2 separate regions of the Homo sapiens genome follow, and region 1 is linked to region 2. A link is a loop called in an ENCODE intact Hi-C map of the cell type or tissue named here. Cell type or tissue: tibial artery. All regions are shown on one strand. Links, peaks and the distances in the headings refer to the core of each region. The heading gives the core; the rest is flanking DNA.

What was found. Hi-C counts contacts between places; a loop is a spot of excess contacts. Peaks named below come from ENCODE experiments on the same cell type or tissue, not always from the same donor. Only the 100,000 strongest peaks of a DNase experiment are listed, where the experiment ranks them.
Region 1: it touches region 2 in a loop (7-fold over the local background); 1 of 110 quality-filtered maps calls a loop at or near these places.

Annotation. Positions count from the first base shown.
Region 1 is chr9:115,441,078-115,452,671 of GRCh38, reverse strand. No RefSeq gene overlaps it. Among named protein-coding and RNA genes, the nearest start is that of DELEC1, 310 kb to the right of the region's middle. In tibial artery, for the core only: no CTCF peak of the experiment used is centred there; no DNase peak of the experiment used is centred there; H3K27ac peaks cover 3,464 bases.
Region 2 is chr9:115,107,078-115,118,671 of GRCh38, reverse strand. TNC (tenascin C) reads left to right here and starts at 515. Exons shown (of 28, transcript NM_002160.4): 1 at 515-690. It overlaps LOC124902255 (a long non-coding RNA gene), which reads right to left. Exons shown (of 3, transcript XR_007061746.1): 2 at 7,121-7,243. RefSeq lists enhancers at 1-236, 3,560-4,759. In tibial artery, for the core only: no CTCF peak of the experiment used is centred there; no DNase peak of the experiment used is centred there; H3K4me3 peaks cover 2,653 bases; H3K27ac peaks cover 5,170 bases.

The DNA of each region.
Region 1 (11,594 bases), core at 1,378-9,377, 340 kb before region 2:
GGTCTTTCTTTGTTGCCCAGGCAGTTCTCAAACTCCTGGCCTCAAGCGAGCCTCCTGCCTTGGCACCTCCAAGCACTGAGATTATAGGCATGAGCCACCATGCCCAACCTCCAAATTTTGAAAGAAGGTCTACTTTGGGTAATTATCAAACAGCATCACATGCTACAGAGAAATCTTTCAGGAAAGGAAGTCAATCAATACAGCAAACTTCACTGTTGTCTTATTTTTTTTTCTAATTGCCACAACCACCCTAATCTTCAGCAACAATCACTCTGATCCCAGTTAGCAGTCATCAACATTGAGGCAAGACCCTCCACTAGCAAAAAGATTACAATTCACTGAAGGCTCAGATGATTGTTAGCATTGTTTAGTAATAAAGTATTTTAATTAAGGTATGCACATTTTTAGACACAGTGCTATTGCATACTTAATACACTATAGTATAATGGAATCATAATTTTTATATGCACCGGCAAACTAAAAAAAATGTGGGCCGCGTGCAGTGGCTCACGCCTGTAATCCCAACACTTTGGGAGGCCGAGGCAAGTGGATCACCTGAGGTCGGGAGCTCGAGACCAGACTGACCAACATGGAGAAACCCTGTCTCTACTAAAAATACAAAATTAGCCGGGTGTGGTGGCACATGCCTATAATCCCAGCTACTAGGGAGGCTGAGGCAGGAGAATGGCTTGAACCTGGGAGGTGGAAGTTGCGGTGAGCCGAGATCATGCCATTGCACTCCAGCCTGGGCAACAAGAGTGAAACTCCGTCTCAAAAAAAAAAAAAAGGAAAAAAAAATGTGTCACTTGCTTACTTGTGATATTTCCTTTGTTGCCCTAGTTTGGAATTGAAGCCACAATATCTCAGAGGTATGACTGTATACAAAGAATATCATATTATTTCTAGAGGTAATAAGCGTTCAATATGATGATTTAAAATTATTTATAAAGGACTTTCACCTTCAGAAAGATTGAGTAGATCTACCTTTCTCCTAGTAAGTGCAACTAAAACCTGTAGATACTATATATATAAACACACAAAAGAAGACTCAGAAGGTTGAGGAGAGGAAGGCATGCCATCTAGGGACCTTGTGACCTGAGGAACAATGAGACAGTGAGTCTGTGGGTTTCTTTTTGCCTCATGTGTTCAAGACTGGGAGTCAAAGAAGCCAGTAACCTAAAAATGCTAATAGACATAGACATTAGCATTAGCGTAGACCAAAATCTCCAACAAAAGCTTTTTGGTTTTCCTCTCTAGCAAAAGACCAGGAAAGGAACAGTCAGGCCGGACATAAAGACAGATTTTAGGCAACCATCAATCTACCATGGACAAATGCATCAGAAACTGTGACCAATCCATACTTGCACGAGTAAATGCCAGGTGAGGAGCAGCCTAAACATTCATCCTCACAAGGCTGTAATACAGCACCCCCAATACCCAAGACTGGCGTGATTTAAGAGAAGACCAAGTTAGGACCAATGATTTCAATTCCTCTAGCCAGTAATGGGCCATCCTGCTGGTGTCATTAGAGACCACATAAAATTTCTGAACTTCTACCCCAACTCCCCATTTCCCTTCACACTGGGACAGTGTCAGGGCAGACCTCGTGAAGATTCAGGACTTTCACCATCATCTAAAGTAATAAAGCCACACCTTCTGTAGCAGTAGTGGAGATCCCGTAGGAAGCCAGACTCCTTCCAGCAATAGCAATGAGCCTCCCTTCCTTCAGTGTCAATGAAAATCAAGTAGAGAACCTGGATTTTACCATCACCAGACAAGATGGTCTTCTCCCTGCCCCTGGCAGGACAATGTCAGAGAAAACCAGTCTTATTTAAATGGTAGGTTTAAATAAGATCCAGATTTTTACAAAACAATCTCCTTGTTTAATTTAAAACCACTCATCATGTCAAGGATTAGGATGATCTCAAACAGAACAAAAAAAGACAATAAATAATAAAACTAAGATAACAGAGATGTTAGTATCAGCTGACAAAGATTTTAAAGCAGCATAAAGAGAGGTAAGCTTTCTATACCTTACTCCACCTAGTAAAATGATGGCAACAGTAGACTGCAATAACTTCTGTATAAATGATGTAATATATTACCTAGAGGAACCACAAAAGATACACTCTTAAAAATATTAAAGGTATATCAAATTGTAATTCTAAGAAATGTTCAGTAACCCATGGGAAGGCTGGGGAAAGAAATTGGAAAAATGAAAAACATTACAAGCGAAACCAAAAGATCAAATCAAATCAAGTAGCAGACTTAAGGTCTAACATAGCAATATTACATCAAATGTAAATTATTTAAGTACAACAATTAAAATACAAATATTGGCAGAGTTGCTTTAAAAAATATGACCCAGTCATTTGCTATATATAAAAAACTCCAAATATTAGGGGTTTATGCAAAAGTAATTGTGGTTTTTGCCATTAAACTAATGGCAAAATACAGGAAGGTTAAAAGTAGAAAGATGAAAACAATATATCATGTGAATTTTTATTGAAGGAAAACAAAAATAGCTATGTTAATGTAAGATAAAATAGACTTCAGAGCAAAGAAAATCATCAGAGACAGAAAACAGCATTACACAATGAAAAAGGGTCAATCTATCAAGATGATATACCAGACCTAAGTGTGTATGCATCAAATAACAGAGCTGAAAAATATATGAAACAAAAACTGATGGAGAATTAAATAACTGTACATTCATAGTTGGAGACTTCAACACACCTTTTTCAATAATTGATAGAACAACTAGACAGAAAATCAAAAATAATATGGAAAAATTAACATCATCAAACAATAGGATTTAATAAACATTCAAAGAACACTTTACTCAACAATAGCAGTATACACATTTTTTTTTCAAGCATCAGATCATATGTCAAGATATACCATCTCCTAGGACAAAAAAGAAACCTCAAAAAATTTAAAAGAATTTAAAGTAATCCAATGTGCTCTGACCACAATGAAATCAAACTGTAAATAAATAACCAAAAGATAAGAGGAAAATCTTTGAATACGTGGAAACTGAACAACATCCATCTAAATAGTCCATGGGTCAAATATAACATCTCACAGGAATAAAGAAAATACATTGAACTGAATGAAAATGAAATGCAACATATTAAAATGTGTGGAACATAGCTAAAGCAGGGCTGAGAAGAAAATTTATACCATTAAGTATGTACATCAGAAAAGAGAAAAAGTCAAAATAAGCCCAAAGCAAGCAAAAAAAAAAAAAAAAAAAAAAGAAAGGAAAAGATAAGAACAGAAATTAATGAAATAGAAAATAGAAAAACAATATGGAAAATCAATTAAATGAAAATTTAATTTAATAGTTCTTTGGAAAGACCAATAAAACTGACAACCCTCTAGTGATATTGGCAAAGAAAAAATTAAAGAAGATGCAAACTACAAAGCTCATGAACAAATTAGGAGATATTACTACAGAACCTGTAGACACAAAAAACATAATGAAGGAAGGCTCCAAACAAAGCTAGACACATAAATCTGACAACTTAGGCAACATGCAACACTTCATTGAAAAACACAAATTGCTATTCAAAATAAAACAGGTAATTTGTAGAGTCCTATAGCTATTCAGAAAATCAATTTTATAATTTAAAAGCTGCTTAAAGAGAAATCTCTAGGCCCATTTGGTTTCACTGGAGAATTCTCCCAAACATTTAAGGGAAAAATAACACAAATTCTACATAACTTCTTCAAGAAAATAAAAGGAAGGAATACTTACAGTTCATTTTATGTAGCTACCATTGCCCTCAATGGGGAAATATAGTTTTTTCAACAAACTGTGCAGAGTGCTTGGACATCCATGAGCAATAAAAAATAAGTAAATAAAAGTACCTTGACCTAAGTCTTACATCTTCTACAAAAATTAGCTCAAAATGGATTATGAACTTACATGTAAAACATACAACTATAAAACAATTTCTTTAAATAGGAGAAAATCTTCACAATTCAATGTAATCCACCATTCAAATAGCCTGATGAAGCAAAATCACATGAATATATCAATCAATGCAGAAAATATACTTGAGAAAACTCAGCATCCATTCATGGTTAAAAAAAAAAAAAAAAGTCGGAAAAATAGGAAAGGAGAACTTCCCAAACTTAATAAAAAGCATTTAGCAAAAACAAAGAAATACCCTATAGTTAAGACTATACTTAACGGAGAAAGACTGAAGGCTTTATTTCTTAGTTCAGAAACAAGAGAAGAGTCCTTGCTGTCATAATGCTGGGAATTCTCTTCAATATAATGAGGGAGGAAAGTGAAATAAAAGACATACAGATAAAAAAGAAAAAGGTAGACCAGGAGATACGTATTTGCAAACCACATATGTGACAAAATATCTAAAGTATATTAAGGATTCTTAAAATTCAGCATTATAAAATGTAAACAATCCAGTTAGAACAAAGGCAAAATACATCAAGAGACCTCAAAGTAAAAGATATATAGATGGCAAATAAACACATGAAAAACAAAATCAACATTATTAGCAATTAGGGAAATGGAAATTAAAACCACAATGCAATATCACCACACATCTATTAGAGGGCTGAAATAAAAAGTGGTAACAATACCATATGCTGTCTAAAATGTGAAGAAACTGAATCATTCAGACATTGCTGTTGAGAATGTAAAATGATACAGCTACTATGGAGAACAGTTTGGCAGTTGTTTGCTTTTGTTGTTGTCATTGTTGTTTTTAATTTCAGCTTTTATTTTAGATACAGAGGGTTCATGTGTAAGATTGTGACATGGGTATTTTGGACCCAGGTAGTGAGCCTGGTACCCAATAGGTAGTTTTTCAACCCATGCCCCGTCCCTTTTACCCCCACTAGTAGTCTGTAGTGTCTATTGTTCCTATGTTTATGCCCATGTGTGATCAATGTTTAGCTTCCACTTATAAGTTAGAACATGCCGTATTTGGTTCTATTCCTGTGTTAATTCATTTAGGATTATTGTCTTCAGCTCCAAACATGTTGCTGCAAGACATGATTTTATTCTTTTTTATGGCTGCATCGTATTCCATGGTGTATATGTATGACATTTCTTTATTCAATCCACCATTGATGGGTAGTTTCTTAAAACTAACATTCAACTACCACATGATACTGCCATTGCATTCTTGGGCATTTAACCCAGAGAAATGAAGATTTATATTCAAACAAAAACCCATACACTAATGTTTATAGCAGCTTTATTCATAACAACCTAAAACTAGAAAAAAAAAAAAGCTCAAACATCCTTTAGCAGGTAAGTGATTAAACAAATTGTGATACATCCATACCATGGGATAGTACTCAACAATAATAATGAACAAACTACTAATATATGCAACTATCTGAATGCTCTTATGTCAAGTAAAAAATCCAAATGCAAAAGATTACATATTGTATTATTCTGTTCACATAACTTTCTTGAAATGACAAAATTATAAAAATAGAGAATAGATTACTAGTTACCAGGGGTTAAGAAAGGAATAGGGGCTGGAGAGAAGTGGTTGTGGCTATAAAAGGTCAACTTCAGGGATCCTAGGGGTTACAGAAATGTTCTGTAGCTTTGCTGTATGAACATTAATATCTTGGTTGTGATACTGTCCTATAGACTTGCAAGATATTATCATTGGGGGAAACTGAGTAAACAGTACATAGATATCTCTATAATGTCCTACAACTGCATATGAAAACTATAATTATCTCAAAATTTAAAAACTAATTAAATTGTATTGCTAAGAATGAAGCACATCATCGGTCCTTAAAAATTTATAATCTGTAGGTGACATATGTTTTATATTAACTTGAACAGGTGTTTCCCACTGTGATCTGGAGTGTGTTTGTAGCTGTTATGTAACAGAAGGAATTTGTCATCACGGACATTTGGGAAATGCTGGCTTAAACAGTTTTCTTTTTCAGGAATTCTCAGAACCTTTATTATGCTTACCTGTGTCATGGTTCTGTAATTGGCAGAATAAACATCATTGTTCCTAATTTTTTCATTATGAAAACTTCTCCCCTTCCCACTTCTCCCCAAAACACATGCCCAACTCACCAGAGAAACATTTATGAGACCAATGTCTCATGGAATTCACTTAAAAAGGCCAGTATCTCAGGCCGGGCGCGGTGGTTCATGCATGTATTCCCAGCACTTCAGGAGGCCAAGGGGGGGTGGTTCACCTGAGGTCAGGAGTTCAAGACCAGCCTGGCCAACTTGGAGAAACCCCCATCTCTACTAAAAATACAAAAATTAGCCGGACTTGGTGATGCGCGCCTGTAATCCCAGAGACTCAGGAGGCTGAGGTGGGAGAATCGCTTGCAACTGGGAGGCGGAGGTTACTGTGAGCCAAGATCACGCCACTGCACTCCAGCCTGGATGACAGAGTAAGACTCCATCTCAATTAAAAAAAAAAAAAGAAAAAAAGAAAAAAATGCCAGTATCTCTAGAATATGCTATTTACTACTCTGGCTTAATCATGCAAGTTAAGTAAATTCTAAGCAGAAGCAGTAACTTATCAGAAGGCAAAAAGTGTAAAATAGTAAAGATCTCTGGACAATTAACATTTAGGACATGGGAATGTGCACAGGGCTTGTAGGAGGCAGATCTGAGATCTGGAGGGATGTCAAGTGGTCAGATCCTGAAGAAACTTGACTGTGAATCCAGGAAATTGAACTTTGTTCCAGAAGCCATAGAGTCTCTACCCTGGCCCACCCTTTTATTCTACAAACGAGGACACAGGAGAATAAACCGAATAAACCAATTTAACTATGGCTGTCCAGTTTTGACTTTAAGAATTCTAAAAATGTGAGTAGAATTTACAGACTATGACATTAGCCTTTGACTTCAGTGATTACAAAGCACTTATGGATAAACTTAAAATCAAAACATCTCTGTGTATATTCACATTATCCTGAGTCTTGGCCCAGTGGTTGCAAAGTCATTCTTCAAGTCTCCTTATCATGCAGACGGGGCAACAATCCCAGAAAAAACAGACACAAGATAGAATTCAGGTCTCTATCTCCAGCATGAATCTCTTTGCATTCTCTGTTCTGTCTTCTAAAGGGGTCTTTCAGCCTCACTCAAACATAACCTAGAGGAATATAAACTTGCACCTTTAGCTTCTGAGAAAGGGGACAGCCCTGGGATTAATTAAAATCCTACACACTGATTAAAACACTCTAGCACCTCAGGATCAGTTATGAAAGCTTTTCATCATGCAACCTCAGTAAAAAAAAAAAAAAACTCAGTAAACAGCTCCCATTTCCAACCTGTATTTTGAGAACAAAAGATATCTGTCAGGAGGGAGGAAGGATGGGGGCTGGCCACGAGGATTGTTTTTCTGTGGCTGCAGTAGAAAATAGTCTGGTTTGAATTGTTGTAAAGTAGAAAAACAAATGGCATGTAGCTGTGCATTTTAACTCACAATATCAGTTTGAAAAAAAAAAAAAGTTGTTTTCTCCCATGACTCAATGGAGCGTTGCATTTGGCAGCTGGACCCCATTACTGGCATCCCCACAAAGGAAATGTCAGATCAGGCATTATTTACAATCTCAAGTTTACTTTTTCACTGAAGCCTTTCATGGCCCTGTCCACATTTCAAGTGACGGGGCTTCAAACCAAAGTCATTTACACTCCATCTCATCACATGCAAACTTTCACTTCTTAACATCTTTAATACCAGAGCCGATAAGTCTTCTCAACCAAAATTGTACTTAGAGAACTGAGGGTTCTGTTAATGTATTCCCTGGCAATGAACAATGTGCATGGGCTAATATTATTTATTCAATGTTATTATAAATGTTTGAAAAACAAACAGGAGTTATTGCAAACTGGTTCCAGCCACATAACTGGCGCCAGATGATTTTAAGCAAGTTAGAAGGATACATACACATTACATGCCATGGAACTCCTGTGTCTGCACGGGAGACCATCTGAACTTGCTAAGTCTGAAAGTTTCCATTGCTTTGTTTTTATCTAAGTTTGACCACTTTGAACAATGAGACATATTTGCCAGCTTTTAATAGAAGAGCTAAGATACATAAGGCTGTGTCTTTATGAGAATGTCAGAATCAGATTTTCTTGAATGTCACTCCTTTCTTCAAGCTATTCTAAATTTCACTTAGCCCATATAACATGCAGAAAAACATAACTATGTAACTAGAAACACCTAAGTTCAAGTCCTTACTTATAGCAGTGGTTTATATTTAGGCAGGTTACCTTAACCTCTTTCAGCTATTTCCTTGGTTGTAAAATGAAGATAAGGATGTCTATTTTGGGGAATTGTTGTGAAGATGATGAGATTGTATTTGCTAACTTCTGGTTTTACAGAGGATTATAGAGGATACTCAGTAATATCCAGTCTCTTTCTATACAAATTACCCTAACGGAAACTCTGTCGGAGACATTTTGTATATAATTTTCCTTTTATCACATTTGTTTGTGTACATTATTTAGGTAGTACACTATGTGCCTCTTCAAGACAAGTGGTTCCTTTTGGTAAATGATGTAGTAGATATAAATGTGGTTCTTTCTTGCTTCAAACACAATGACTTGCATATTGTAGAAACTCAACTAATGGTAGTCAGTAATTGAAGCAATTGAGCCATCCCATTCTCTCCTTTCATTATCTTAAATAAAACATACTAGATATTTCCTGGTTCTTTTCCACAGTCTTGGATTCTCTGCTGGTTCTGTAGAAAGTACTCAATAGATCTCAGTAAATCTTTTTGTGTGTGATTTTTTTTGTTTTTTGTTTTTTTGTTTTTGTTTGTTTGTTTGTTTTTGAGATGGAGTTTTGCTCTTGCTCTTGTTGCCCAGGCTGGAGTGCAATGGCGTGATCTCGGCTCACTGCAACCTCCACCAAGCGATTCTCCTGCATCAGCCCCCCGAGTAGCTGGGATTACAGGCATACGCCACCATGCCCGGCTAATTTTGTATTTTTAGTAGAGACAGGGTTTCTCCACGTTGGTCAGGCTGGTCTCAAACTCCTCACCTCAGGTTATCTGCCCGCCTTGGCCTCCCAAAGTGCTGGGATTACAGGCGTGAGCCATCGCGCCCGACCTAAATCACTTTATTTAATGAACTGTTGGAAAATCCCTGGGAAGCCACAAAGCTAGTCATGCTCAAGTACTGTATCTTTGAGAACCACTTGGACATATCACTTTAATTTCTCCTGGCTACATATGTACCCATTTTGTGTTGCGTTAATTTTATAGGTTGGCAGACAGGCCAAAAGACACACTCAGAGCCACAAGAAAACCATCTTCATATGGCCTGCCATGCTCTTCATGACTATTCTTCCTATGGCCTCACTTCCCACCAAAGCTCACTCCACCTGCCCTGTATTCCAGCCGTATTGCTGTCATCTGCATCTATGACCTAGGAATTCCAGTTGCTGCAGTGTCCTTGCTCTCATGCTTTGTTGGCCAAACTGCCCTACTGCTCCTGCAAAACACAACATAAATTGCACTTGTTTTGTGAAATAATCTTGCAAATTTCTAGGCAGAATTAGACGGCTCCTCTCTCCACTCATTATGGTCCCCACATCAAACTTCACAGCACTTGTCCCGTAGCTTCATAACCTGATCTTTGTTTAAATTGTGAGATCCTTAGGGCCTAGCAGTGATTGCCATGTAGAAGATGCTTGGTAAGGATTTTCCAAATTTAGTGAAGAAGCATAGGAAGGTGTCTATGAAGAGGAGGAAAGAGAAATTGGCTCAATAAGAAAAATAACTTGTAAGCAAAAGACATATTTAAAGACAAAATAATTTCCCAAATGCCTTTATTCTATACATCGCTTCTTTGCTAGTGGGAAATAATGATATAAATATATACTATTTACCAGAAGATAAACTCCATGCATAAGAAAAAAAATTCTTCAACTTTACTGACTAGCAAATTTTATATTTTGAAATCTAAATCTCCTTTTTCCAGAAAAGCTTTCCAGTCTGCTTGTAAATATTTTAACCATAGAAGAGTAAAAATCAGAGAGCCAAAAAAAAATTATGCAAAGGTATCTATCAGAAAAAAAAGAGACAGTTTGTGTCTGCAATTTGCTTTTACTTCTGTACATGTTTCAAGAAAATCTCAAAACCACCCAAAGAGATCCCAAATCTCAGATTTAGTCCACATTTCCTAATTGTTCAATCATATTGTAATTCCCCAGTTCCTAGTGCTAGTAATTGTCTAATGGTCTGAGGAAACACACACACACAAGCGCACACACACACACACACACACATACACACAGTCTTTTTCTTGAATCATCTTCGGCTTAGAGCACAGTAGCCATGAGGGTAACACTTTTTTCCTGTCTGACATTTCAGTTCTGAACTTTAGACATCTGATTGCAGTTGGATTAAGTTTAAACATGATGTCAGGTTTTCCACTACTTCATGAGCAAAACATGTTTCTCCTGAGTTTAAATAAGTCTAATTGTGCTTACTCTTGTGTTAATTTGGGAAATCCCTAGATTCTTTTGGAGGGAGGCAAATAGCAGTGTCCTACCATACATGATAAGGGGAGGGGAGCACTGAGTGATATGTGTCAGCCAGCAGCCACGCTGCTTCATAAGTAAACTAAGATACGCTTGGGTAGGAAAAGCTGAACTGGAGATTTTATGAATGCTACAGAGAGCATTTCTGGTGGAAGTATGAAAGGATGGTCATTTCAGTAGACCCTGTATTCTTAGTGCTTAAAACGTTGCATATAGTAATTGCTCAATAAATATGTGTTGAATAAAATAAATGGATAAGTGATACTGCCTTGCCATATAAAGATTAGTATATATGGATGGCAGGAACTTCAAGAAAAGAAAATCTTTGCAGAGTGATGCAAACTCTTCTTTACTTTTTTTCATCAACAATGTTTTTGAGGAGTACAAAGATGAACTATATTTCTTCTCCCATAGCAGGAAACAACCTCAGGACTGCTGAAAAGGACTTAGTCCAAATATCATTATCCTCATCACCCTTTTGTCTCTGTCCTCATAAACACAGCCATCACCACACCAGCCACAATAAATAGCTCTGTGACCTTGGGCAACTTCATTAAAATCACTGAACCTTAGTTTTATTTCTGTACGTGAAAAGATAGGGTTTGTCCTCTCTTAGCACCATTTATTCCTCCACATCTTCTCTCTAGTTGTGGAAATTTTTTAAGTTAATAAAATATCAGTGTTCTACTATGAGAGGTTATTAATACAGCATTATAAAGTTTAATTTATTTTGTTGGTGAAGCAGTCTAAAGAAGTGAGAATCCAGACTACAGTTGACTAGACAGACTGAAAACAAATTGTAGTGATAAAATTTTTTGAGATTCCAGATAAGAAAAGATAAGAAGAATAAAGAGAAAATACAAAGAAAGTGTGATTTCTGAATGTTCAATTCAGCTTGATTTCTAAAGGAAACAAAGGAAATAAAGATGAACTATGGGGAAGATTGAATAACTATGGCATATTGAGTTACTTTTGATTGGTCATAAATAACATGGGATTCTTCCCATTACAGAGCAATCCAGATGTTTCCTGGAAGCATAAGGGAAGAGTTTTATACAAAATGGAGAAAAG
Region 2 (11,594 bases), core at 2,420-10,419:
GCTGGCCCAGAGAAACCTGAAACCCCCCAGGCTTTTGAAGGGCTTTATCTCCTCTTTCCAGGAACTGGGCTCAGTCCCTGTACTCGCTCCGAGGTGCCACTGAGCAGCTGCTGCCCAGAGCCCAGGCGAGCCCTGGTCCCATTTCCAGCTTGACCAAGTACAAGAGGGGAGCCAGGGCTGCGGATCCTACTCCCTCTTGCTCCCCAGGCATCCGTCTCACAATTAGAAAACCCGTGTGGGGAGCAAAGCAAAAATCACATTTCACTAACAGCTACTCGGGGTCGGGGGCGGGCAGGCGGGAATTCCTACTTTCGCCATAAATTGTATGCAAATGGGTTCCTTCCCTGGCCGAGAGCCAGGAGTGAGTGCGTCTTTCATGAGCTAACCCTGTTCCGCTGGGAGGGCTGTTCCTTTAATTCGCCAACTGAAAAAGTGGGAAAGGATGTCTGGAGGCGAGGCGTCCCATTACAGAGGAAGGAGCTCGCTATATAAGCCAGCCAAAGTTGGCTGCACCGGCCACAGCCTGCCTACTGTCACCCGCCTCTCCCGCGCGCAGATACACGCCCCCGCCTCCGTGGGCACAAAGGCAGCGCTGCTGGGGAACTCGGGGGAACGCGCACGTGGGAACCGCCGCAGCTCCACACTCCAGGTACTTCTTCCAAGGACCTAGGTCTCTCGCCCATCGGAAAGGTAAGTCTGTTTTGCCCTCATCACTAGAGATCCTTATGATGTAAGGATTGCATTCCTGGTACCAAATGAGTTGTGATTTTATATTATAATTACAAAACATATGGGGTTTTTTTTTCCACCGCTGGAAAAAAAAGGAGTGTGTATTGGTTATATCAGATGCACCTTGACTTTTCTGGTCTTGTAATTTTGTTTGTTTTAACTTTATGAATAGTCAGACTTGGAAGGAACTTTTCGTAAAGTTGTTATCTTCTGCTGTTCTGCAGAGGAAAAGTAAAAATTTTCTCTTCAACTGCTCTCCTACTTCTAGTCTGGCTGATTCACCTGTATATATCTTTTATTTTGAGGGTTAGGGCAGTAGAGTTTTAAGGCAGACTTTGCTCATAGCCTGCCCCTGGGATGGGTTAGAGGGAGTTTGATAGAGGAGTGCAGGGAGAATATAAAAGTTTATATCTAAACAGCACTTACATAAAGTTTACAAAGAGTTTTGTACCCATTCCCTCATTTGGTCCTCAAAATATTCACCCTGGAAATGAGAGCTGGGGGACAGAAGAGAGGAGGTGGCTCCTGGGCCAGATGAATAACTGACAGGCAGCTAGAGAGTGGTGGAGAACAGCTTTACTGGGGTGCCTAGAGCCAGCAGCGTCCCACATGTCTCTAGAATCACCTCCTCCTCCTCACCTCTCATCACAGAAAGATCTGAGCAACAACATCCCCCAGGTATGGGAACCCTGCTGCCCCTGGTGTACTTTGGAAAGAACACAGGGGTTCTTCTCACCCATCAGTGTTGTAAGAGGAATAAGAGCTTAGGTTTGAAGCCAGAGGTGTTTGGTATTCTCCCCACCACCATACATATGACCCTGAGAAAGATACATCACTTCCTTAATCCTCAGTTTTCACATCTCTAAAATGGGGACAATAGCGTCTGCTGTCGTTTTGAGGAGAAAATGAGGTATAGAAAGATCAGCAATGACTGCTTAATAACTGGAAGTTTGGATAATCATTGTCATTGCCAAAAACTGCCATCACTCTGGAAGTTAAAAGAGGCATTGAGCCAGTCTTGGATTGTTTCTTGTGTGTTGTTCCTCAGCCCGCCCCCAGCCCCCGCTTTTTATCTCACCCAATCTGAGGGTGTCTCACTAGGCTGGCAGGTCTGAGACTTGGCTGTATTTTACAAGCAGGAGGTTGTGTTGGCACAGGTTGGAGAAAAGGTAGTAGCCCGGGGCTGGAAGTTAATGTCAAATTTTGATTCCAGAATGTCAGGAGGTTTTGAGTTTAGGCATCTGCAGATTCTAAAGCTGACAGCTATGAAGTACGATGCTGTTGGAAACTCTTTGGAAAAGCTTTCTGTCCGGAGGGAGGGCAGGACAGGGAGCACCACTTGAAGAATGAATGCCTCTTTTTCATGTTTTTGTAGACTTTTTCCCCCATTTTTACAGAGCTTTCCCATATGTGTTTTAGAAAGGAAAACTACTATCCATCCCAGCCAGGCAAGCCCAATTCAGGACTGAAGAAGATTTATTCAGTCCTAGACAACCAAGTGAAGAGTTTCTGGCTTTGTGCGCATACAAGTCATTTGCAGGAGATGTAAGTCAGCGTGCTTTGGCCCTTGCATTTCAGGAAGGTGACTGCTTTGTGGGGAAGAAAAAGGTGCACAATATGAGTATTCTCTGGTTTGCTCAAACAGGGTAAATTGGACAAGGATTGAAAGGGATGTTGCCAAGCTCTACAGTCATTAAATATTTTTTTCCTCTATGCTTTGTTTTAAAAACCTAGCTTCTCTATTTTATCCCACACTAACCTCCTCCTTCCCCACTCTAAGAAGTGACTAACGTTTCAGCCCTCAACTTTGTCATTCATATAATGGAGATGACAAACTATGTCTCACAGGGCTCTTGCAACATTCAAATGAGGTAATATATGGCAAACACTTGGCATAGTACCTTCCACATATTAAGGGTTCAATAAATGGAAACTTTTCTTAGTTTCTCTGTTTATCATTTTACAAGGACTTGTCCAAGATTAATATTCTAAGATCATGATTTTTAAACTTATTTTTAATGATGAAAATATTCATTACATGAATTTAGGGCAAACCCCCAGTATATGACAGGTAAATGCAGGGCTGCTTTGGTTGAAGTGGGGTCACAAGGTCTAAAACTTACACCTTTGCTCTTAGCCTCTGGGACATTGCCACAGAATCTTCAATGACAAAAAGCACATTTACAAATCATGAAACCAGGCTGTGTGCATTCTGGTTGCCATTCTGCCCTTCAACAAGGATTTTTGCCCCTCTGAGTCACCATCTGTAGCAGAAGTAAGAGCAAGTCCACAAATAGTGTAATAGACAGGAATATGAATGAGAAATAAAAGACTTAACAAAGGCTATTTTAATTAATTCTAATGACAATGATAGCCAAAATATATGATGAGCCTACTCTCTAAACTGTAGGCTTTTGTGGGATCATCCACAGCATGTCTCTGAGGTATGGACTATATTTGTTGGACAAAGAGATGGCTTCAAGAACAGGGAGACTGAATAACTTTACCAAGGTCCTAGAACTCAGAGTGATACAGCCAGGTTTCACACCCAGGTCCCCGTGATCACCAAGTCAGAGGTACATTCTGCCGTGTTCCTTCTGAATGCTTCTCTGCTTCTTGCCTGCCTTTAGAAGGAAAACACTTCCTTTCTGACTAAATATGCCCCTCCAGGCAGACTGTGGCCACCCATAAATACAGCAGTAGCCTGATCATATAACCAGAATGGAATTTGGAAAGAGAATTCAAGCTGACAGAATGAAAAACATATCCCCCTTAATCCTACCCTTTCTAATGCTAACAATAAATTAAGAGCACATATTCTCTCCTCTCTCTCTAGATTTCTATAGACACCTAGCTGTGCTTTCTTACAAGAAAACATATCCACTGGACCAAAGCGCAGCCCCCTTCATGCTGAAGCCACTTCAGTTTGAAACGTAAAAAGTAGGTTGCAAACATTTAGTTGGCTCGAAATATATGTCCTTTTGTGATGGTAAAACACACAAACACAAAGTTAATAGTGTCACATATGTAATAGGAGGGTTTGCCAATGGTTTCTCATCTCATTCTCACTCAGACACTACAAATTATAAATTACTAGCTCAATTTTAAAGAAATCGACACTCAAGGAAGTTAGGTGACTCATCTGAGGTCTTTCCGTAATTGAGGGGCAGAGCTGGCTTTGACCCAAGCTTTCTAACTAATACCCCACTGTTCTTTCTGCTGTGCTATATTGCCTTCTGAAGTCAGGCTGTGCTGACCAAGTTTAGAACCTTAAATGGTGTCTTTCAGTGAATGATCAAGATGGTGGAGAAGCCCCCAGCTGGCATTGGTGCCTATTGATTTTACAGAATAGCCCTGCATGTATCATTTTTCATGGTTCTCAGCAAAGGTCAGCTCTCAATGGTGCAACTCTCTGCCTGGAAACAGGAAAGTTCAAATTTCAGCCCTGGAAGAGAGAAGAATGAAACTAGAGGTAGCAGTCAGGTCACTCCTGCTGATTTTCATCTCAGAAAAGTAGGCACACAGGTGAGCCAAACATCTGGTTTTAAAAGGGCTGATTGGTAGGTAAAGTGAAATCGGCCTTGGGGCCATGAATCCCAGGACAGCTTGGAAATGGTTGTAGGCTCCGAGCCACAAATTGAGCCACAAATTCAGCGGAAGCCTCAGAGAGGAAGATTATGATTCAAATACCTCTCACTCTGAGAAGATTGTAGGGAATCCCCTTGAATCTTATCCCGGGCCAGTTTGAACACCTTCAACATGTGGGAAACATTAGATGAAGGCTCCCTTCCAAGGAGGAAAACCCCCCTCAAAGTGTGACATGACCAGCCTCCTGCAAACCCCAGGCCATAATTCCATTCAATGTAAAAGACAGAGATGGTGAACTTACCTACCTTCGGGGGCTATACATGCTTTGTGACTTCTCTGTAAAGGAGAAAAGTCTGCAAACCAACCTGATTCTAATCCTGGTGGCCAGACATTTTTCAGTTATGCCCTTAAGCCTAAACTCCTTTCCCTCCACCTTGTCTCACATTTCCAGCTTCTCTTCCACTTTAGAAACAACCCTGTCACTATCATTACTCTCTTTGGCCCTTCATCATGGAATAAAAGCAAAATGCCCAAGTCAAAAGCAGATCGCGAACGGAAAATCCCTTCCATGTGCATTTTTAGTCTATCTGTGAATGGAGATTTTAAAAATATGTATTTCATGCCACGTCGTCTCAGAATTTTGAAGTTTCCTGAAGTTCATAGGTCCTTCATGATATAGCCATGGTAACTTAAATAGCTTTGTTTGGTCCTTTAACCCTCCTCAAATACCCTATACCAAGAGCCAGAGATATATCATGAGTTCTGAACATAGATAGCTTTGCTTCAGAATTGACCGTTGTTCACCTCTAACCCTAAAGCTGGCTGCTGCTAACTTCGACAAGAATGTGTCTGAAATGTTCTCCTAGGAGAATCCTAGGGGATAATCGTAATAGCTAATATTTACTGAGGACTCTATAGGCATCATGCCATTTAGTCAACCATAGCTTCTAGTAAGTCTTATCACCCACCCTATTCAAATATGCACAATGTAAGGCTGAAAACGTTTAAGTAGCTTACCCAATACCATGCAGAAAGTACTTGGTGGAGTTAAAAATCAAACCCAGTTCCCAGTCCTGAGAGGCTAGTTATAACCATTTCAGTAAGGAAGTCATGCTCAGCTCCCTAATTCTATTCATCTTCTGACAAGAGAGAGGGCTAGACACAGCAAAGCTAAGAAAGACACAAAAGCTTGTCTTTTTGGCCCTGGTGTTCTTTGACAGACTGGTTAATTTTGCTATCTCCAGCTTGCTCCTTCAGGCTTCACCTCTTGAAAAAAACTGTAATTAAATGATTAGCATGTGACCCATAATGTAATACGTTTTCTCTACTAGACTTTAAGCTACATGAGGGCAAAGCCCGATCCACATCACATCCCTGCAACCAGCCTGAGACCTGAAGCATAGACACACATAAGCAAGTGCTGCCCAAGGGAAGCCATGAGTGCCCTGCAGGCTGCCTGGAATCCCCCTGCTCCAGGTTCCAACTGAGCTCTGCACGTCCCCCACTGTCTGTGTCATAATTACCCCTATGATTGCCTTCCCTGCCACACTGGACTGTACACCACTGAGGTCAAGAATGTTAGGGAGGCGGGAGCTTTGTCTGCTGGAGTTCATTTTCCCCAAAAACGGACCCACCATGGGCAGACGCACCATTAGCACAGTCCCCAAAGGAGATGCCCAGGACTGTGGGATGGTCTTGTGAAGGTCGATGCACAGATATTGCAGAGGAATGCTTTAACTTCTAGGTAGGTTACTATTTTCTTAAATCTCCTTAGGGAATACAGAATTTTCAAACTAAAAGGGCTTACGGGCAGCCTCTAAGCCAGAATCTTGCAGACTGGATTTTAAAAAGAATTTAAAAAGATTTGGGGGCTGCTGTGGAGAGACAGGGAGGCCAAGCAGGGGATTCCCCTCAACCTTATTTCAATGAAAGCCCCTCCACTTATCTATTTTGTACACTGAGCCTCCTCATGAAATTTTATTTGATGAAAGGGCTCTGTGCAGAAAAAACAGAATGTTTTTGTAAATTGCTGGCCTAGGTTAGCATACCTCATTTTAAAGAGGGTGAAACTGAGACATAGAGAAGGGAAAGATCTTTCTAAGATCTTCCGCCAGTTGGCAACAGGGTCAGGTTGGAATCCTAGGTCTTCTGACTCTTGCTCTTGGAAGCCAGGGACAATCTTAAAAGTTTCAGAATTAAGACATTCTTTTAGAAAAGAAAAATGAGCAGAGTCTTATTCTCTCAACAGCCTTAACTCACACGGACCGAGCCAAGGATGACTAGTATCTCCGTATTCATTATCTATTACTGCATACCAAATTACTTTAAATCAACACTCATTTATTATCTCATGGTTTCTAGAGGTCTAAGCACAGCTTAGTTGGATTTTCTGCCTCATGGTCTCTCATGAGGTTATTGTCTGTGTTGGACAGGGTTGATGTCTCATCTAAAGGCTGAATTGGGGGATGATTAGCTTCCAAGCTTGTTGATGTGGTTGTTGGCTGGACTCCATTTCTTGAGAGATATTGAACTGAGGGCCTCAGTTCCTTCAAAGCTGTTGGTCCAAGGCTACCCTCAGTTCCTTGCCACATGGGCTTCTCCAACAAGGCCATTTACATTAACAAAGCCAATGAGAAAGAGAGTTACCGGGCATGGTCGCTCACACCTCTTAATCCCAGCACTTTGGGAGCCCGAGGCGGGTGGATCACTTGAGGTTAGGAGTTCGAGACCAGCCTGGCCAATATGCTGAAACCCCGTATCTACTAAAAATACAAAAAAATTAGCCTGGCATGGTGGTGGGCACCTGTAATCCCAGCTACTCAGGAAGCTGAAGCAGGAGAATCACTTGAACTTGGGAGTCGTAGGTTGCAGTGAGCCAAGATCGAGCCATTCCACTCCAGCCTGTGCAACAAGAGCGAGATTCCATCTCAAAAAAAAAAAAAAAAAAAAAAAAAAGAGAGAGAGAGAGAAAGTCTATAAGCAAGAGGCACATCACAATCCTGTGTAACCTAATCATGGAAGGGATATTCCATCACCTTAGTCATATTCTGTTTGTTAGAAGAAAGTCACTGGGCCATCCCACACTCAAGGGGAGGTAATTGCACACGTATGAGAATGCCGGGAGGCAGTATCAATGGGGCCACCTTAGAGTCTGCCTGCCACAGCCTCCAGCACTCCAGTGTCACCAATTTCTGGCAACCTCTTATCAATGACAAGTTCACTCAACCCTTCAGTACCCTCACTGATGAGTAATAAAAAAATTGATCGAGACCATGGTGAAACCCCGTCTCTACTAAAAATACAAAAAATTAGCTGGGTGTGGTGGCGGGCACCTGTAGTCCCAGCTACTCAGGAGGCTGAGGCAGGAGACTGGCGTGAACCTGGGAGGCGGAGCTTGCAGTTAGCCGAGATCACACCACTGCACTCCAGCCTGGGCAACACAGTGAGACTCTGTCTCAAAAAAAAAAAAAAAAAAATTCTGGCAGCCACTAAAGTGGACTAGTTTTTATTTAACATCCTCCCATGTATATAGTGGAGCCAAGTGTTTTGATTAGTTGTTTTAACTCATTGGTTAGCCATAATTTCTCTTGAATTTCACCCCAGGGAGGGGCCTTTCACGGCAATGATTCCAAATGTATTTTATTCTAAAGCAAGACAGTCAGTGTGACCAAAACTAAAACTCATCCATTGTTCCTCCCTCAATCTATTCCTCTCAGCAGATATAATGAATAGTAACATCTTCGATTAATTCTTTTTTCTTTACTAACCCCACACACAAAATGTTGTAGTCTCTACTGCCTTGACAAGCAAATCTGTTCACTGCCTCCCCACTTTCTTGATCACCACCCCCTGCCCCACCTCCATTACCCCTGTAGTTCAGATCTTAGCATCTCACAGATGGGCCACTGCAACAGCTTTCCCACTGGCCCCCAGCAACCCAGCCTTCCCCTTCTTCAACCTGAGACATAGAGGTTAACATTCCTGGGCCTCAAGATTTCCAAATGCTTTTCTTCTGCCTGCAAAAAAGTCCAGATATTCTGACATTCAAGATTCTCCATGATCTTGCTTCTGGTCTCTAAACAGATCCTGTACTTCAGCTGTCATTCATACTGTTCACATCAACCCTTTTATTCTTTTTATATCCTTGTAAATGCCATTCCCTCGTGCCTAGAATATCCTTTTTTATGTTTTTCACCTATTCATATTTTTCTCTCAAAATTCAGTTCAGGCACCACTTCCTCCAGGTAAATTAGATGCCCTTTTACTGTCATCTCATTCTACCTATGTTTCTTTTTTTAAATCTATCATCTCCTTTATCATCCTGGAATGGCCTGTCTGCCCCTCTTGACAATATAGTTCCTAAAAGAAAAAATTGTATCTGGTTTATCTGAAACCTAGCACAACTGGAATAAAGTTAATCTTTAGCAATTAATAGGAGTCCTTGCTGTGTCCCAGATTTGGACATCCTCTTCCTTAGCAGTTTGCTCAGAAAGCCCAGAGCTTGAAGTTGTTTTCACGCTTCACCCACTGGCTTGCAAGTATGCAGTGTGATGACACAACATGTGATAGGAGGAAACCATCCCAGCCCTAGGACAGGAAACTGTCTCAGGACACAGACCTCAAGGAATGTGTTTGCTTTCAGAGGTGGCCTTCAGGATAAAAACACAAATTGCTTTGGATTTGGAAAAACCAGTACCAAGGACAGAGGAGTCCTGTCTGGGGATTTGAGGCTGAGTCACAAGAGATAGCTGAAAATCTGGAGGTTATAACAAAGATTAGTCAACAACTAATAGGAGGAAAGAACAGGCTCAAGGGTGGGATGGAGACAAAGAGCTCTCTATCTTAGGACATGGAGAAGCTCACAGCCCACAAGAAGAAATGAATAATGGTTAAGAGTATGACTTTGGCATAAGAATCCTCTGGGTTTGAGAGGTATTTGCTTGCTATGTGATCTTGGCCAAGTTACTTAGCTTCTTTAAGCTAATTTCTTCTTATCCATATTAAAAGCAAAGTAGTAGCACCTAGTTTAAAGTTTATTGTGATGATTAAATGATGTAGTTCATGAACACTGCTTAGCACAGAAACTGGCATTCAATATAAATGTTTTGTTGTTGTCATTGTTTTGTTACCTGTTGATCAAATAGTTCTTGATGATAAGATCCCACTAGAGAAGCAGTTCCCAAAAGTGTGTCATGTGGAAAAGCATTCTCATGGGAATCACCTAAAAAAGGGTTTTGTGGCCAAATGAGTTTGGGAAACACTTGGTACTCTTCTGTTCTTGGAAATGCACAGCTCATATGTCCATTCAATACATAGTTTTAGGGCTGGTGATACAATAGAAAGCAATACAGTCAAGATCCTTTTATTCATGGTGTTTACATTATGGTGGCATATCTTAGTTTGTACAAGCTGCTACAACAAAATACCATAAACTGAGTGACTTACAAACAACAGAAATTACTTTCTCACAGTTCTGGAGGCTGGGAAGTCCAAGATCAAGATGGCACCTTATATGTCCTCACATGGCAGAAGACATAAGGCAGCTCTATGGGGTCTCTTTTAATAAGGGCACAAATTCTATTTATGAAGCCTCTGCCCTCATGATCTAAGTACCTCCCAAAGACTCTGCCAACTAATATTGTCACACTGGTGATTATGTTCCAATGTGTGGATTTTGAGGGAACACAAACATTCAGACCATAGCAGGGGGAAGGCAGACAATAAAAAGGAATCACATAAACTTATAGCACAATTTCAGGTAGTGATATTTGCTAAGAAGAAAGACAAAACAAGGTAAGGGCATAAACAATGACTGGTGGTGAGAGGAGTGCTCTTTTAGATGGGGTGAGAGGTGAATGTGCCATTGTGCAGATGTCTGAATGAAATGAGAGAAGGAGCTCTGTAGGCAATGGCTAGGAGTTTGAATTTCATTCTGAGTGTGGTTAGAAGCCAATGGATGGTTCAGGGAAGTAGAGTGCATCATCTGAGATATCTTGCTGTAATTAATCTGTTCAACTTTCGTTAGCCCAGTATCTCCAAACATACCTGACCATAGGACATCTACCTAAAAACATCTTGCAACGTAGTCTGGGAAATTCTTCACTGGAGCACAAGGCTTCATAGATTTTAAAGGGACTGCAAATTTGCTCTTGTTCATCTAGATCTGCACTAAAAATCCAAACATACTGCTTGGGACAAAATAGGCATGCCCAGGAAGGAAAACCTAGCTCTAGAGGTAGAGACAAGCAGGATGTCATCCTAATTAGCAGCTCTTTTTGGCAAAGACAATCAATGAGCACAGCCAGGCCTCAGCAGATTCTGGAAGCCCATTTGATGCCAACGGAAACTCGCCAATATCTACCCAAGGCTAATAAGTGTTTGCAAACAGTACACCTTGGCTTAAGTATTCTCCAAAAAGGAAGTACATAAAACTTGAGATCCAGCCAGAGGTTCTGGGAGAAAAACAGAGGTCAAATATTTTGGTGCTTACATGTGCACAGCCACCAAAGAGCTGCTGAAGGTCTAGGAAATGGAAAGTGAGTTCATCCACTTGAATGCTGATCTCTTTCTTTATGGAGCAGTAAAAATTTAAGTTTTTACCTTATCTGAACTAAGAAAATTCCTTTAGGAGTCAGCCCAGTGTAGCTCAATGTAGTTGAAAGCAGACATTTTAGAACCACAAATAAATCAGGATTCAAAAGCTGGCTCTGCCTCTTAAGCCAGTCATGGAAACTCCCTGAGTCTCAAATTAATTTTCAAATAAGCATAATAATACCTAACTCACCAGGTTGTCATGACAAATGACAAGATAAATGATAGCATGAATAAAAAGCATTTAGTGTAAGATTTGGCATAAAAATGTATATAATAGGCACTCAACAAAATGTTAGTTTCCTTATTGTTCAATTCAATCTGTATTTAGTTTCATAATAGAAGCTGTCATTTATTGAATAACTACTATATTCCAGCAGAGGTTAGCAAACCATAGGGTGGCAGCCTATTTTTGTAAATAAAGTTTTATTGGAACACAGCCATGCTCATTTGTTTGTGTATTATCTATAGCTGCTGCCTCTACAATAGCAGAGTTGAATAGTTGTGACTGAAATCATCTAACTGCAAAGCTTTACATATTTTCTATTTGGTCATTTAAGGAAATGTTTACTGATCCCTTCCAGTCAACCTTACTAAATTTTTATACTTACTTTCCAGTCACCTTAACCTAACAAGGTGGATATTATCATACTTGTGTATATAGAGATTGAAGCAGAAAAAAAAAA